Linked DNA regions of Homo sapiens: region 1 is linked to region 2. Evidence: read pairs that join two places in POLR2A ChIA-PET (ENCODE). Cell type or tissue: Caco-2. All regions are shown on one strand.

Region 1 (2,500 bases), 300 kb after region 2:
AAGCAATCTTATCTACCTTCTTGCAGGACTAGGATTGACAGATGACAAAAAAAAAAAAAAAAAAAGAGTTAAGGCACATCTGTAAAGCTAGAAATTGGAAGGCTGCTAGGGTTTGAATCCTGGCATGGCCATTCCCTAGCTATTAGGCTTAGTTTCCTGTGGCTGTTATAACAAATTGCCACAAACTCGATGGCTCAAAACAACAGAAGTTTATTCTCACACAGTTCTGGAGGCCAGAGGGTGAGCATCAGTTTCACTCAGCTGAAGTCAAGGTGTCAGCAGGGCCATGCTCCCACAGAGGCTCTGGGGGACAAATCACTCCATACCTCTTCCAGCTGCTGGTGGCTGCCAGCATTCCTTTGCTTGTAGCCACATCACTGCCATCTCTGCCTTGGTCTTCACGTTGTCTTCTTTTCTGTGTGTCTGTCCACCCTCCCTTGGTCTTCCTCTTACGAAGCATATGACATGCATGCTTTTAATACATGTGATAACATTTAGAGCCCAGCAAGATAATCCCAGATAATATCCTCATCACAAAATCCTTAATTTGATCATATTTGCAAAGACTTTACCATATAAGGTAACATTCACAGGCTCCTGGGATTAGGAGAACCTGATTTCTTAGAGGTCCACCATTCAGCCCACTGTACTAGCATGTGGCTCCAAGTGAGTGTCAACCTCACTGTGCCTCAGTTTCCTTATCTGTAAAATGACAGCAGCCACCTCACTGGGTAATTATGAAGATTTAATAAGTACTTAGAATGGTGACCAGCACATGATAAAAGCTTTGTAAATGTTAACCTTCAATAATATCAAGGGTCGGTCGGGCGCGGTGGCTCACACCTGTAATTCTAGCACTTTGGGAGGCAGAGGCGGGAAGATCGCTTGAGCCCAGGAATTTGAGACCAGCCTGGGCAACATGACAAAACCCAGTCTCTACAAAAACAAAAACAAAAACAAAAAACCTAGCCAGGCGTGGTGGCATGTGCCTGTAGTCCCAGCTACTTGAGGGGGCTGAGGCACAAGAATCTCTTGAACCCTGGAGGTTGAGGCTGCAGTGAGCTGAGTTTGCACCACTGCATTCCAGCCTGGGGGGCAGAGAGAGACTCTGTCTCTAAAAAAATAATAATAATAAGATTTGACTGTGACTGAAATTCGCACAAGAACAAATCCCTTCTCTGTCCTGTTTGCTCGCGCCTGTCTTCATAGCACCCACCATGGAGACTTGCACATAGTAGGTGCTCAGTAAATATTAAATGCACACATGCCACTATGTAGCTGTGTGGCTTCAAGCAAGTTGTTTCTCCTCTCTGGTCCTCAGTTTCCTTCTCCCTTCACGAAGAGCTTCTTGTAGGGAAAGTCCATTCCTCTTTCTGGGAGGGTGTGTCCCCATCAGGGGTAGAGGGTTCAGGGGTCAGGAGCCGGCCACAGCTGCTATCTCCCTGAGTCACCAAATTTCTCAACTTGAGGCCAAGTGTCTAAATATTGTGACTGAGCCAGTTAGAGATAAGATGTGGAAACATTGATTTGGCCCAAGCAACTGCAGTCACGGTGCTGGAGCCAGACCTCCCTGGATCTTCTCAGCAGCATGAGTGAGTGTTTAGCACCTGCCAGGAACACAGGCTGCTGACCTGCAAACAGATGGGGAGGCCCAGATGCCTGGCTTGGCAGCAAGAGCCTGCCTTTGCCGTCTCTGTTTACACAGCCAGCATCCAGTCAAATCTCTGTGGCTCCAGTGGAGAAACTAAGGCCCAAAGGGAGTGAAGGATGTGTCGTCCAGGGTTACGCTGGGAGACTGCTATCCCATGAAGCTAAAACCCGCAAGTCCTAACTCCCAGCCCAGCACCTGTGGGAACCCACCAGGCCCAGGGAGAAGGAAGGCTGGCAGCGTGTCACAGGCAGGGAGCGTGCCTGAGCAAATGCTCAGGGGTGAAAGACCAGATGCAAGCTCAAACACTAGAGTGAATGGGAGAAAAGGCCACGTGTCCAGGACTTTGGACTCAATTCAGAGAATAAAAGGGAACCATCGATGGTTTTAGGAAGAAGAGCAGCAGGATCTGAGAGGCTTTTTCCAAGTGCTTATAGACCACCAGCATCAGAATCGCCTACGACAGGAGCTGGGGGAGGTTGTCAAAATGTGGGTTCCTGGGGTCCACCCTAGATGTGGCTCCCCATTGTAGCAGGCCCCCTCTGAGGGGATTCTGAAGCACACCCACTGTTTTAGTGAGTAGGAGATGCAGCTAACATCCCACTTATAAGGTCTAATCTCAGACAAACCTGGTTTCAAATCCCAGCTCTGCCACTTACTTGCTCTGTGATTTTAGGTCACTTACGACACCTCTCTGAGCCTGTTTTCTCTCCTCCGTAATGAAACAATCTTAGCATTTGCCTCAAAGGTTTGTTCTAAGGATTCAATAAGATAATGTAGGTAAAGTGCTCTACATAGATCCAGAGCCCTCCTAGTGCTCAAAAACACTGGTTTTTAGAGATTCCCTTGGGC
Region 2 (2,500 bases):
AGAGTTGGGGGCAATTCTTTGGAGGTGGAAAGGGGAAAGGGAAGTTCTGAGTATCCTTTTTACATTGTTCTATTTCATGCTGTAGGGCTTAAGTGTGTGGCTAGGGGGAACATGGGGTATTGATTCAGGATTATATGGGGGAGGGACTGATGAGTGGGGGGATCCTGTGTACCGGCTTGATGCATGGGGTTTGGCAGAGGCAAGTGGTCTGGTGGGTCCCATATGTTAGCAGGCTGTTCGGGGGTAGAGACCTTACTCCTTTCAGAGGAGTTGGCTTCTGGCTTGCTTCCTGTAGTTATGTTTAGTCCTTTCACTATCCTTTTAGCATGAGAACCTAGGGGACTGTCAGAGGGGATGTTACTGTCATTAATTTGATCCTTTCTATTTACTGTCTTTCTTGAGGTATTTTGCATAATGAAGGTTTGGTGTGAGGCCCAAAATTAGATTTATTGCCTTTCCTCATAGGCTCAACCTCCCTTACTGGAGATTTCTTGCCATTCCTTTCTCTAGAGGGTCAGCCCCTGGCTACTGGAGATTTCTTGCACTCTTCTCCTTTTGCTTCATCCTTCTCTGGCTGCTTCCCAGGAGGGAATATTTCAGGTCCTCCTTAGCATTGGTGTGTCAGTATAAGCCCCATGACAGGAATCCACCATAAGCTATACGAGGTGACCATGGAATCACAGATCCGGAATCATCGCTCGCTTCGCACTCAGTTGTGCGTCTCATTGACACACTTTCAACCTCTAAAATGCCCTGACCACCAAGGAAATACTTTGTCGCCCCTGTGACTTTTCTTAACTTGGTCTGTGCAGTTACCTGGTCACCGCAGTATGTGAGGATCCTTTCCGCCTGTGTTGCTGAGAGTCTGGGTTTATGTGTCACCTTGGGTGGGACCCAATCTCCTGTTTGTGAGGCCACCGCAAAGAGGTGGTGGGATGCCTCTCCTCAAGAGAGGTGATCGTGGGCTTCTCCTGAAGGAGAACGGTAATCCCAGATGAGCTCCCAAATTGTTGGCAATAAGAGCTCAGAGTTGCAAAGAAAATGATCTCCAAAAGATTTCTCAGCAAGGCAGATTTACTTCTGCAGAATGGTGCTGCTTGCACTCCTGGTCACAGTGAGAGCACCCCGAACAAAGGAGGTGAAGTGGTTTTTATCCCTAACACAGCTAGTTCCTGCTTCTGTGTTCTATCCCCATTGGCTAGAGTCCAATCTAAACTAGTCCTGATTGGCTATTTTAAACAGGAGGGGTGTGGGTTACAGCAGTGGGAAGAGCAGTTGCCACGAGCGAGGGAGACTTTTCCAGATAAGGAACAAATGCGGGTTACAGGTTGGGATTGGTGGGAGAAATGTTTACAGAATGGGTAATTAGGAGTGGGAAGGTATGAGGAAGTTGACCTTAAGAACAAAGAACAAGGAAGTTAAACTTTGAAGAGAAACCCATCATACCTAACAGTCTTGTAAGAAAGGATGACAAAGTGATTGAACATTGGGTGGAGCTAATTTTCCTTGGCCAATTCACTTAGTAAGATAAGGAGCTCCAAATCATATTTAAGTTGGGAGTCAATTGATTTTACTTAATTCTTGTGAGGTTCAGTTATAAGATTCATCATACTACTACCATGAGCCATCCTCAGCTCCTTGTTACATGGGCCTGTTAACATGGCAGCTTTGTCTATAAGCAAACCCAGGAGAGAAAGACATAGCAGAGATGGATGTTTGAAGTCTATACCTTCCACCCCCTTTAAAGAGAAAGTAACACCACTCCTTTTCTGTGTCCCTTGGGGACACTACCTCCATGTCTGGTCACATGGCTGGACTTTACAGCAGATAAGCATACTGTGGCCTGAGACCATGATTGTATGCTTTCCTTCTGCTGACCTTTACAATCCCTCAATAAATTGAGCTAACACAGGGAAGCTTTTTTACCAAATAACTGTGTTGCATCATCCTCCAGTTTGCCTGGTGTCCTTAATCAATGGAAGGGGAATAAGCAAACTGAGTTTTCTTACACCTTTTGAGTATAGTGTTTTTGCCATCATAGATGTGGCTCCTCATAATTCTCCAACTTTTATATTAAAAAACCAAAACCTCAAAAATTGTAGTTCATGTCAGTCAGTGATGACTCATCTTAGAAGTATTTTGTTTTTGGATGTGTGAATGTGCATAGTTCTTAAAGTCCAACATTCATGTAATAAGACATCTTGCATATAACAATGACCCTTACGTCTAAGATGTTAAATAGATCCTAAGCCTGGTATAACTTTATTCAAGTATCCTTATTTGCCCCTAAAATGTCTTTAATACACATTACTTGGGTTATTTCTTGAATGAACATACAGGTATCCCAATTTCTGTTTTTAAGAGAATGGGGTCTTGCTCTGTCACCCAGGCTGGAGTGCAGTGGTGCAGTCATGGCTTACTGCATCCATGATCCTCCTGCCTCAGCCTCCCAAGTAGATGGGACTGAAAGCACACACTGCCATCCCTGGCTAATGTTTTC

What was found. ChIA-PET counts read pairs that join two places held together with the same protein. Peaks named below come from ENCODE experiments on the same cell type or tissue, not always from the same donor. Only the 100,000 strongest peaks of a DNase experiment are listed, where the experiment ranks them.
Region 1: POLR2A ChIA-PET joins it to region 2 with 7 read pairs; 4 of 35 experiments call an interaction of 5 or more read pairs at or near these places.

What each region holds. Positions count from the first base shown.
Region 1 is chr20:49,582,269-49,584,768 of GRCh38, forward strand. No RefSeq gene overlaps it. Among named protein-coding and RNA genes, the nearest start is that of PTGIS, 15 kb to the left of the region's middle. In Caco-2, a CTCF peak has its summit at 1,919; DNase peaks (open chromatin) are centred at 1,523 and 1,913.
Region 2 is chr20:49,286,063-49,288,562 of GRCh38, forward strand. All of the region lies in intron 3 of ZFAS1 (ZNFX1 antisense RNA 1), which reads left to right. Among named protein-coding and RNA genes, the nearest start is that of SNORD12, 6.6 kb to the left of the region's middle. RefSeq lists enhancers at 242-1,173, 1,174-2,105. In Caco-2, no CTCF peak of the experiment used is centred here; DNase peaks (open chromatin) are centred at 132, 594, 1,229 and 1,819.